Regions from separate parts of the Homo sapiens genome. Here region 1 is linked to region 2. Evidence: chromatin contacts called from ENCODE Hi-C data. All regions are on one chromosome and are shown on one strand. The core of a region is the stretch at or near the end of the contact, and the rest is flanking DNA. Distances in the headings are between cores, read along the strand shown.

The links. A loop is a pair of places that touch in the nucleus more often than their neighbours do. Pooled maps may share reads with other maps.
Region 1: a pooled map shows a loop between it and region 2 (2.9-fold over the local background). The contact joins the enhancer-like site here to the promoter of CRPPA in region 2. A Hi-C loop is called at or near these places in 2 of 37 single-sample maps with no recorded cell type and 3 of 50 pooled maps.

What each region holds. Positions count from the first base shown.
Region 1 is chr7:16,930,367-16,936,870 of GRCh38, forward strand. No RefSeq gene overlaps it. Among named protein-coding and RNA genes, the nearest start is that of AGR3, 52 kb to the left of the region's middle. Within about 2 kb of position 5,090, at least 6 of the 41 ENCODE cell types and tissues checked have a DNase peak (open chromatin) inside an H3K27ac peak, as active enhancers do.
Region 2 is chr7:16,420,288-16,426,605 of GRCh38, forward strand. CRPPA (CDP-L-ribitol pyrophosphorylase A) reads right to left here and starts at 1,251. Exons shown (of 10, transcript NM_001101426.4): 1 at 779-1,251. The coding sequence starts at 1,035. It overlaps LOC105375168 (a long non-coding RNA gene), which reads left to right and starts at 399. Exons shown (of 5, transcript XR_007060223.1): 1 at 399-695; 2 at 2,693-2,750. RefSeq lists silencers at 842-901, 922-1,061.

The sequences.
Region 1 (6,504 bases), core at 3,840-6,339, 510 kb after region 2:
TTACTTTGCCCAGATCCTCAGAGAACTCACTATCTATCGAGCTACAGGCTTACAAAATGTATTTCTTAAATAAAACTTGAAAATCAAATGATTCTCTGACGTATGGGCTACAGATAGGATGTTGTGTTTGCAGGCATGAAAACAACATTAACCTCCTCGTGTATCTCCATTAGAGCTCCTGGATAATCAGGTGCATTGTCAACAAGCAGTAATATTTTGAAAAGAATCATCTTTTTCTGAGTGGTAGCTCTCAACAGTGGATTTGAAATATTCAGTAAACCATGTTGTAAACAGATGTGTTGTCATCCAGGCTTTATTTTTCCATTTGTCGGGCACAGGCCGAGTAGATTCGGTATAATTCCCAAGGACTCTAGGATTTTCAGCAGCACAGATGAGCATTGACTTCAAGTCATCAGCTGCTTTCCCTCCTAATAAGAGAGTTGGCCTGTCCTTTGAGGGTTTGAAGCCAGGCATTGACTTCTCTCTAGCTATGAAAGTCCTAGATGACATCTTTTTCCAATATATGGCTGTTTTGTCTGCACTGAAAAACTGTTGTTTAGTGTAGCCACCTTCATCAATTAACCTATCTAGATATACATAACTCGCTGCAGCTTCTCCATCAGCACTTGCTGTTTCACCTTGCTTTTTTATGTTGTGGAAATGGCTTCCTCTCCTTAAAATCTCATGAACCAACATCTGCTAGCTTCAAACTTTGCTTCTGCAGCTGCCTCATCTCTTCGCCTTCACGGAATTGAAGAGTGTTAGGGCCTTGCTCTAGATTAGGCTTTGGCTTAAGAGAATATTGTGGCTGGTTTGATCTTCTATCCACACCACTCAAACTTTCTGCATATCAGCAATAAGGCTGTTTCACTTTCTTATCATTTGTAGATTCACTGAAGTAGCACTTTTAATCTCTTTGAAGAACTTTTCCTTTGCATTCACAACCTGGCTAATGATGCAAAAGGCCTACCTTTCGGCCTATCTTGGTTTTTGATATGCCTTCCTCACTAAGCTTAATGATTTGTAACTTTTGGTTTAAAGTGAGAGATGTGGGACTCTTCCTTCATTTGAATACTCAGAGGTCATTGTAGGGTTATTAATTGGCCTAATTTCAATGTTGTGGTGGCTTGGGGAATAGGGAGGGCCAAAGAGGGCAGAAAGACAGGGAAGTGGCGGTTCAGTAGAACAGTCAGAACACAAGCAATATTTGTTAAGTTTGCTGTCTTATATGGGTGTAGTTTGTGGTGCCCTAAAACAATTACAATAGTAATATGAAGTATTGATCACAGGTCACCATCACAGTTAATAATAACAATAATAAAAGTTTGAAATATTTTGAGAGTTACCAAAATGTAACACAGGGACACAAAGTGAACACCTGCTGTTGGAAAAATGGCACTGATATCCTTGCTCATGTAGAGTTGCCACGTATCTTCAATTTGTAAGAAAACACAGTAGCTTCAGAGCACAATAAAGCAAAGTGCAATAAAACAAGTTATGCCTGTAGTATTACTTTCTTAACTTGCTCTTTAAATACTTTGAAGAATTAATGCCTTTACTATATTTGTTGCTTATGGCATTTTGATTCTTCAGGCTAGTCAAGATCTTTCACCTGAACTATATCCTCTCTTCCGAATATTCTTTCCCAGCATGATGTTCCTATTTGATTCTCACTGTCAGACATAGCTGATATGGCATAGAAACCTCTTTCCGGTTTTTTTCTACCTTTTACCTTCTCTTTTACCTTCATTCCAAGCCCACTGTTGTAGTCCTAAAGGTGCCTTTCCTTCTCCTTTCCTCATTTGAGTATTTTATTTCTGAATCCCATCCTTTATTTTTTCCTAAAAATCTTGATCTAACTGACGTAACTTATTTTACTCTTACTAGAAAGAAACATCATTAAACCCTGTAACTACTAAGAAAGACAAAATTGATTCCTCTTGGAAGTCAATGCATGAAGAAGGAGAAGAAAAGTTTTTGGTGTTTATTTTTATTCTTCAAAAAAACCCCTTGGATTCTTATAGGAATCTCAGTTTTCTGATTGTGACAACATTTTCCAGATCCTTGATATGTATCTTGCACAAGATTTAGAATTTTTTTTTAAAGAACTAGTCAGTAATATGAAAGAAGCAAACATTTTTTACATAAAATTAAAATATTTTCAAAATTTAACTGTATTATGTATACTTAAGATTTAAATAGTAGTATTAACATTTTTAGGCATAGGTTGAGATAGCAAATGAATTAGTTTACTTCTTTAGTTGAGTTTACTTTTCAACATTAGAAATGATCAACATTTCTGGGTTTATAAGTTGGTTATGATTATAAATGCTTGAAACAATATGAAGAATATAATTTATTTTTTATTTAAATAGTACCATTCAGTGCAGAGTGCTTTGAGTGGTTTAGGCCTGTTTGCTTTTAGAGAGAACTTTGCATTTCTCCTGGTATTCTTTGCAGCTGCTTCACTCTTACTAGTGAGAGGATATTTTCAGGCTGAGCTGAATGAACATCTTTTCTTTTTTTTTTTTTTTCCCTGTGTCTTCCAGGCTGGAATGTAGTAGTGCAATCATGGCTCATTGCAGCCTTAATCTCCCGGGCTCAAGTGATCTTCCCACCTCAGCCTCCCAAGTGGCTGGGTCCACAAGTGCATGCCACCACACCCAGCTAATTAATTATTTTATTTTATTTTATTTTTTGGTAGAGACAGGGCTTCTCTATATTGCCCAGGCTGGTTTCGAACTCCTAGGCTCAAGCAATCCTCCTGCCTCACCCTCCCAAAGTGCTGGGATTACAAGTGTGAGCCACTGCACCCAGCCTGAGTGAACACCTTGAAGACAAGTGTGCTACCATTGCTCCTAGTTTGTGCAGGCTGTCCAGTGGGGACAGTGATCTAGATTGATGGCAGGCATCAGCAAAGGCTCTGCTGTGGGTTAATTTTTGCCCTATACCTTTTTGTTTGTTTCTGCCAAATTATATTACCTTGGAAATAGGAACTAAAAATAAAGAATTCATTTCTTCTTGACCTGTCTCAGAAGGAATTTGGCTTGTATTTCTCAAGGAGCAGAGGGTGGGTTGGTTTCTCTGTAAGCCAAAAGATAAAAAAGAACAAAGGGACATGGCTCATACCTTGGAAGGCCAACAAAAATAACTAAAATGCTCACTGGATTAGAGCTTTGTAAAGTCATACTAACTGATTTCTTAAAATTAACTACAACTTAAGATGGTGAGACCAAATGAGAAATGCCTCCTCTGTACTAAGAGCCACAGGGCTTTTTATATCCTTCTTTCCTTCTTGCCGTTCCCATGTTGGTTTCTGTTGTGTCTCGACTTCGAGTACCATTGTGATGAGACTGAACTAAATGTGCCAGTTGTGCACTCAAAGCCTCAAGTGGTTTTGCTTCACTGCTGACAATAAAATGAAACAACAACAAAAAATGCCTAAAATACTTTACATTAGGCCTCTTCTAGGTTGTCATCTGAGCCAGAAAACATTGTCAGAACAGTGGACATTTTCATGGTGCCATTTTCCCAAGTGGAAAACCAAAGGGGCACACAGCAGCCATTTGAGATGTTGTGAGATGGGGCATGAAGATGACTGCACTTTTCAGCATCTGTGCTGTGAAACATCTCCTCCGAGGCTGGTGGCTTATTTCCCCTGTCTCTCTGTTGTGGGTTTGGGGGCAGGCACAGCCACTTCCTCTGCTCCACTACCTCTTCCCACACCCTTTTTATTCCTTCTGAGCTGCTTCCCTTTTTGATATCCAGCTTCCTCTTTCTCCTGGTGCCCCTACCTAAGGGTAATTCCTCCCTTCCCCCATCCATAATGTGTGTAGCTAAGTACCGACAGCATACTCACACTTTGTTAAAATTTGAAAATATTATTTTTGTTTTATCAGAATCCCTCCCCATTATGGAGTCCGCTGCTTTTAAGTTATTTATAAAGCTGTTGTTGAAATACTAAAATGTCCGGTCACATTTGATTCTACCTTAAAATAACCTATCACTTTTGTTGATCCCTTTTTCGAGTGTGAAGGTAAGAGGATGTGCTGCACTCTTGGCTGGGAAGGTGGTGCTGCATGTTGTTTATGCATGTTTACACTTCAATAGTCATAAAGATCTTCATCAAAACAAACTTGTTTTCTGCTTAAGGAAGAAAATCAACATTTTCTGATAAACAAAAATGCGAATATACATTATCCTGTGGAGGATTTTCTCACCTTTATGTGTGGTGAATTAATTCTCCCTATGGATGTACACTTGCAGTCCTGAACCACCCATGCCCCTTCTAGAAAACATTGGATGCTAACCCATCTGGCAGGGAGGAATGGATTTTGCCCTTTGTGTGTGTGTGTGTGTGTGTGTGTGTGTGTGTGTGTGTTCATCCTACAGTAAGGTTATAAAGGAAAACAATGACTCCCTAATTAAGGCATATTCTTGACAAAACTTGGACCCAACCCTTAAACCCATGGGCTACTTCAAGATTACACTCCCATAGTGGTAACTCCGCTCAAGGGGCCTAAGGCACTCCATCCGCCAGGGTGTGCAGCTGCCACACCACTCCCTCTGCATTTGACAAGGAAATGGAGTGGGGTCTTCCTCCCAGTGTCCTCTCCCCCCAGCACATGGGTGGCTCAAGGCATTTATTTTGCATCTCTGACAGTACTTACTTATGTACAAATATTCAAGATCCAGTTGTCACCAAGGGGGAACACGTTAAAATGCAGATGCCTGGGAGGCCTACTTTTAATTGCTTGGGTTTGGAGTAACACCCAGATGACTCGCTATTACCAAGCACCGCTGAGTGTTTGACTCACAGACCACACTTTGTGAAAACTTGACTTTGTAAAAAAAAAAAAATTAAAAATAAAAAATCCATCATATTTCCCAGGGACTAAAGAGTAAGCAAAGCAATAAGGACATATATTTAAAATGGAAATATAATACGGAGACCTCCTGTGTATATAAAAGATTATAAAAATCAAGTAATGAATTTATATGCTAAGTTACAACAATTCCAAACGACACCATGTGAATAATGCACATACTCACAACATGATCAGAATTAGGAGCAGTCTCAGGCTAGCTCTGATTTTTGTAACTTCCTTATAGAGTTCAGCCTTGTAAGGGCTGTGATGATGTAAATGTTAACTGTGCCAAGATTCTGCCTCTCCCAGGTGCCAAGGTCATGCCAGCAGGTAAGGACATATTTAGGCTACACTTTACCTATGCTTAGTCTCTTGAGAGGCAGGGAGCAGGAAGAAAGTGCTCTATTTAGAGAGATGTAGACAAGATATGAAGAATTACTCATCTGTAGACAATGAAATAATCAAGTTAAAGAATACACAGCAGTTGAATAACTCTAAATTTACAGAGTGTGTTCAACAAGCATTTACTGAGTATTTAAAATGGTTGAGCATTTCAGTGTATTTTATTCCTTTGGGGTGCTACTTTCCCTTTTCCTGTGTTTTATTTTTTATTTTATGTAAAGCAAGGGTCTCACTCTGTTGCCTAGGCTGCAGTGCAGTGGCACAATCATAGCTCACTGCAGCCTCAAACTCCTGAGCTCAAGGAATCCTCCTGCCTCGGCCTCCCAAGTAGCTAAGACCATAGGTGTTTTCCACCACTCCTGGCAAATTTTTTTCTTTTTAATGTAGAGATGGGATCTCACTATGTTGCCTAGGCTGGTTCTTTTTCCTGTTTTTCTTTCCTTATTATTATTATTTTTTCAAACTGAGGATGTCTGATATTGCCTCCAGTTCTCTTGGTGTGGTTTTATCTCTAAGCCAAGCCCCCTCTAGGAGCCCTCACTGGGTAGATCTCCATTTTGTCTACAAACATCAGCTTCCTGTATTCCCTGACCCTCTCCCTCTCCTGTCATTGTGTTCAGAGCATAGAGAAAAACTATGAGGTTCCTCTTCTAAAATGTAAGACTCCCAGTGTGGGTCCTCTGGCCCTAAATTAAACCCCTCTCCATTCTGGCATTGGGAGGCCTTCCTCACCCAAAGATTTCCTACCTGAAGACCCAACCAAAGCCAGCCAGTTCCAAGTCGTGCTCAGGTACATAGATTTATACAGAGAGAAAAGTAGTAGAGGTAAAATCTAAATGCTAATATTTGTATACCCAAGAAAAGGAATTCAACACCTACTGAGTAGAGAAAACCTACCAGCTACTTGGCAACATAATATGAGATGTCATTCTAAATTTAGAAAACATCCAAAATATATGAAGAACACCAATACCATAAAAGAGAAAAACCGATAAAAAGAACACATTCCAATAGAAACAGAGATAATTCAGTAAACAGAGGATAATGTCATACAAAAAAATTAGGAAACTATAAAATGTTAGAGGACAAGAACAAACTTGTAGACATTAAATATGCCTTTACTGAAGTAAAATATTCTGTAGAAGAGTTTGTAGATAATGCTGATGAAATTTCTTAGAAAATAAAGCAATGAGGGAAGTAAAGGTAACTAGAAAGAAAAAACAGAGACAAGTCA
Region 2 (6,318 bases), core at 1-2,500:
ATATTTGTAATGCCGCTGCTTCCCACCCCTGCACCCTCGCCCCAAGCTCCACCTCATTACTCAGTGCTAAAAGCAAAGTAAGTTAATATTATAACATACCCCTTCATTTCACTTCCTCAGCTCCTCACGACTGTTCCCCTAGTCCTCCTTATCCCATTCCCTGTCTCCTTCATTTCCCCAACTAGTTAACTTCAGTGCCCTTTCTAAGATAAAGGGGGTATGACCTCAAATTCAGGCTTAAAGCCCTTTCCACCATTGAAAGGTTATTAAATTCTGCTCCTCTCCCCTCCTGCAGCACCTAGTAATTAGCGCAGCCTGTCTCACAGAAGGTGCTCAGTAAATGAATGAAAAAAACGAACACACGCCCTGGAAACTTCAGTGTGCACGTACAACTCAATCCACGCATGCGCGGAGGCAGAGCCCCAGGACCGCGAGACTATCCGCACAGCTTCTCCTCAGGCCCCACAGCTAGAACCCCAAATCGCCTAGTCCCAACCCATGCACTCTCTAATCGGCGCCACACGACGGGCCTTCCCCACAACCTCATCTGCTTGGGGACGTAAAGGGCTCTGTGGGGGAGCTGCAGCTTTCGTGCCCATCTGTTAAAGGCCAGAACTTCCCATCTCTGAAATGCGGGAGGGAACAGAGCTCAAGCTTGAATAACTGAGCGCGGCCCGGCAGTCCCCCAAGTGAAGGTGCTAGCGCTAGAGCAGCGGCAGGGCGGGGAGCGGGAGGCCGGGCCCCAGGGAACCGCGGGGCGCGCCCGGCGCCGCATTACCTCTCCAGGGCCTGTAGGGTGTAGCTGATGAGCGGCCTCTCCAGGATGGGGCAGAATTGCTTCGGGGTGGGGACCCCCATCCTCTCCCCGCACCCCCCGGCAGGCAACACAGCTGCCACGGCTTGCGGGTGGCGCCCGGGCTCGGTCCCGGCCACGCTCTGCAGGGAGGCGGAAGCCGTGTGGTCCGCGCCGCGCTGACCACTCAGGCAAGGACCCGGCTCCGCCGGCCTGGCGCTGCCCGGCGGCCCGGCCTCCATGGCTGCGGGCGGAACGGCGAGCCCCGCTAGCCTCGGGCCGATGCGACCCCGCGCTGCTCCCACCCTCGGCCGGGGTCGCGGGGCGAAGGGCAGACCACGGAGAGGGACGCAGAGCGCGCAAGCAGAAGGCGCCCCCCTCAGCCGTCGGAGCCCCGCTGTTGCTGCCCCGCAGGGGACGATCCCGACAGCTACGGCAGCAGCTGAGGCTGCCGATCTGCCCTCGCGGCTCGGCTGCGGCCTCCGCACCCGGTCCCAGCGCCTGCGGGAGGGCTGACTTGCCCGCTCTGCGCTTCCCCCGGGCAGGCCCAGCTGTCGCCGCAAGTGGAAATGTCAGAACGCCCTACATATCTAAAGATCGCAGATACTCAAGGGCCATGAGTATGCAGGAGAGGTCAGGCCTCTGTCCCATCCCTCCCTGCTTTAAAATTTCGGAAGAGATTGGGATTCAAGTCACAGGATGGGACGTAGGGTGCGTATGCACCTCGATTATCTGAATTCCATTAAGCTCTGGAGGCTTCCTGGTTCCACCTGGGGTAAAGACAGATGGATTAGCAAGTGTTATTGTGGCACATCAATAATCCAAACTGTGGTGGCTCTCAAACTTGTCTGCACTTTGGAACCACCTGGGGAGCGTGTCCTGACACGCTCAGAGATTGGGATTTAATTGGTCTGGTGAGCACCGGACTTTGGAATGTTTTTAAAGATCCTCGGGTGATTCTGATGAGCAGGCATGTTTTGGAACCATAGGGTCAAAGCAATACTAATTGCTGAACAATCGATACACCTTATGTCATTTAGTCCCCAGAAGAACTCAACTATTGCCATTTCCCTTTTTACAAAGGGGAAAAGACGTTAAAATGGTTAATTTATGTAAGATTGCACAACTAATGGCAGAGGAGCCTTAAGGCCCTCATACAGAAGTAGGCCAAAGTTGAAGAATTCCAGGCCTAAAGCATATCTTACCTTATTTAGTACTCTTGTTGCTGGTGAGGTTTACCATGAAAGTATAGTGAGAATTTGGAGGAGAGCACTATTGTATTAGGTCCCTGGAATGTAAACTCCATGCAAGCAGCAACATTTTTCTTTTGGCTTGGGTTGTGTGTGTGTGCCCAGCTCCTGGAATGTAACACAAGCTTAATATGTATTGAATGAATTGCTGATTAAATAGATTAATGATCATTAAAGTGTATAATCATCAGTAATTCAGTCTTAATCCAGTGGCTTATGATTAATAAAAAATAATCTTTTTAAACACTGGAAATGTTATCTAGTTGTAGTATTACAATTTTTATTTTTACCTGTTTTCTTGAGAGCATATAAAAATATGTTTTCTGCTTTTCCTTTTTGTTTAGTCTTATTGAAGGCATTCTTTCACTTTTGTTACTTTTATTATAATTAGCATTTAGGTCCTGTGCTAGTTGGTTTCTTAACTGAAAAGTGGGTGCCATAATATACTTCCTTGTAATTTTTATTGCTATCGTTCCTTTCTAATTTGATCTCGAGGTCTCTCTCTTACGAGTGGCCATAAGCCAGAACAGCCACTCTTCAGGAGAGCCCTGGCCCAGAGAGGAAAGCTAGGTTCTGGTGTGCAGGTGAGACGCCAGAGGAGGCAGCACACAAAACATGTGAAATAACAGGCGCATTTTATTACTTACAGATTCACCAGAGAATAAGCCTGATGGAAGTCTGGAGATAACAGGACTCCCAACCAGCAGGTGGGGTGCAAGAGAGAGGACCTGTGGGGCTGTGTTAAGGTCCAAAGGCTTTATCCCTTAGGCTTTCCAGAGGGGGTTGTGGATTGACTAGTTTAAAGAAAACACCAGCAAAGGGAGAACTTGACTCTGGTGTTGACCATTGGGTTTTATCATGGTTAGCAGCTGTTGGGTTTTTGGTCATGGAATGAGGAATAAGTGTTCTATATCACAGGGAGGGGAAGTTTTAAGTAGGCCACAGGTGACGTGATACAACTGGGTTTCAAACAGCTTATATCAGGCCTAAAAATGGATGCCCAGGCAGCAACTATATTAAACAAGTTTGGCACAATACTTGACTTCATAGCGCCACTACCACACCTGTATCAAGCATTTAAATATCTGTTGACTAACTGGGTGGATAAATAAATGAGTCTATCTATGAGAGCAGGAAGGCAAATCGAATTAGTATTTCTATTAATATTGATCTTTAAACCTCCCTTTTTAATCTAAAGGTGGAGTTGTTATAAAGGTATTCTTCCTTTACTTAATCTTGAGTGAAGAAAAGTAGAGTAATAAAGCTCTTGTTATACTAATTGCTATAGAATAATTTTATATAATTAAACATTGACAAATTTTAACTAGAATCTTAGTTTTGTTCTTAGAGCAGATATATCAATTTAGATCTTCCATGAATCCTTAGATCCTTAGATCTTATATACTGTATATTAACAATGTCTAGCAGACCAACTTGTAGAGAAAAAAGGGCACATTAAAGTATTCATTCATATACGTAGTATGAAGCAACATTTTTCTCTCTGTCCTTTTTATATAAATATAATTAGTTCCATGTTTTGCATACTTTGGGGTAACAGATGTAGCTTCCTTGTTACTTAATACCAAGTTATAGCAGCCACAATATGAGAATATCTTCTCTGCATCAGGCATGTGAAAGTACATACCCTGAAAAGTGAACTCCTCTGGGACCCATTGGTAATAACAATTCTAAGATATCACTTGAAGAGTTTAGAAAAAATAAACCCCAACTGAATCATGAGGCAGAGCATGCAGAGTTGGAAGTTCCTGGAGTGGTTTCCATTTTGAGCTTCCAAGTAGGCAAAATAATGACTCCCCAAAGATGCCCATGCTCTTATCTCCAGAAGCTATGAATATGTTACCTTACACTGCTAAAGAGACATTGCAGATGTGATTAAGTGAAGGATCTCAAGATGGAGGGGAGTAGCCTGGATTATCCAGGTGGGCCCTGTGTAATCTCTGGCATCCTTATAGGAGAGAGGTCAGAGTTAGAGAAGGAGGTATGAGGATGGAAGCAGCCATCAGAGTGCAGAGGGGTGGGAATGTAGGCAACCTCTAAAAGCTGGAAAAGGCAAGGAAACAGGTTTTTCTCTTAGAGCCTGCAGAATAATATAGCCCTGCCACCCCATTTTCAGATTTCTGATATCCAGAACTGTAAGATAACATACTTGAGTTGTTTTAAGCTGCTAAATCTGTGGTAATTTATTATAGCAGCAAGAGGAAACTAATACAGGCTTCACACTGAGGAAGATTCTCATTTGGACTATAATCTGCAAATGAAGTTATACGTAGTTAGAAATGCAGTAATATGATTGAAAAAATAAGGCACTGTTCATTCAACTTTATGTCTCGTTACTAGAACCCCAGTATTGACTTTTAAAATAAATCCTTTGTCTTGTGAATTTAAAAATGTATTATAAATGTTTAAAGCATAACTTTGTTAAATGTATACCACGATTTCATAACCTGGCTTTGGCATGCCTTTAATTTTTTAAAGTAGACTAAGTGTAGTTTTAGGTTCACAGCAAAATTGAGAGAAAGGTACAAAAATTTCCAATAGCTCCCTGCCCCACACATACATAGCCTCCCACATTATTAACATCTCCCACCAGAGTGGTACATTGGTTACAACTGATGAACCTACAGTGACACATCATTATAACCCACAGTCCCTAGTTTACGTTAGAGTTCACACTTGGTGTTGTACATTCATTCTATAGGATTGATAAATTTACAGTGATGTGTATCCACCATTACAGTATCATGCAGAGTAATTTCACTGCCCTAAAATCCTCTATCCTCTGTCTATTCATGCCTTCCTCTCCTCTAATCCCTGCCCAATCCCTGGCATCCAATTATCTTTTTACTGCCTCCATGCTTTTGCCTTTTCCAGAACATCATATAGTTGGAACCATACAGTATTCTTTTCAGATTGGCTTCTTTCACTTAGTAATATGCATTTAAGTTTTCTCCATATCTTTTCATGGCTTGACAGCTTCTTTCTCTTTAACACTGATTTTTTTTTTTTTTCTGGATGTACTGTGATGTATTTATTCACTCACCTACTGAAAGACATCTTGTTTGCTTCCAAGTTTTGGCAATTATGATTAAGCTGTAATAAACATCTCTGTGTAGGGTTTTTTTTAATTTTATTTTAAGTTCTGGGGTACATGTGCAGGATGTGCAGGTTTGTTACAAAGGTAAACGTATGCCATGGTGGTTTGCTGTACCTATCAACCCTTGACCTAGGTATTAAACCCAGCATGCATTAGCTATTTTTCCTAATGTTCTCCCTCCCCACTCCCCATCTCCCTACAGGTCCCGGTGTGGTTCCCCTCCCCGTGTTCTGATTATTCAGCTCTCACTTATAAGTGAGAACATGCGGTGTTTGGTTTTCTGTTCCTCTGTGCAGGTTTTTATGTGTACAAAAATTTTCAATTCCTTTGGGTAAATACCAAGGAGAAAGATTGCTGAATTGCACGGGCAAAAGTATGGTCAGTTTTGTAAGAAACGGCCAAACGGTCCTCCAAAATAGGTATACCATTTTGCATTCCCACCAGCAATGAATGAGAGTTTCTGTTGCTTCACATCCTCACCAGCATTTGGTGTGTCAGTGTTCTGGATGTTGGCCATTCTAATAGGTGTGTAGTGGTATCTCAGTGTTGATTTAATTTGTATTTATTTGATGACATATGATGTTGAGCATTGTTCATATGCGTATTTGTCATGTGTATCATATTTGGTGAGGTGTCAGAGTCTTTGGCCCACTTTTTAGTTGGGTCATTTGTGTTTTTATTGTTCAGTTTTGAGAGTTCTTTGTTTATTTTGAAGAACAATTTTTTATCTGATATTACTTTGGCAAATATTTTCTCTGTGGCTTGTCTTCTTATTCTCAACAGTGTCTTTTGCAGAGCAGAAATTTTTAGTGATAATGAAGTCCAGCTTATCAATTGTTTTTCATGGATCATGCCTTTGGTGGTGCTTTTAAAAAATGATCACCTAGGTTTTCTGCTATGCTATCTATTAGGAGTTTTATAGTTTTGTGGGTTTTTTTAGGTCGGTGATTCATTTAGGTCAGTGAGTTTTGAGTTAATTTTGTAAAGGGTATAAGGTTTGTCTAGATTATTTGTTGTTTTTGCATGTAGATATGCAGTTGTTGCAGCAACATTTGTTGAAAAGACTGTCTTCGCTTCATTTTGTTGCCTTTGCTCCTTTGTCAAAGATCAGTTGACTGTATTTATTTGAGTCTAATTCTGGTTTCTTTATAATGTTCCAT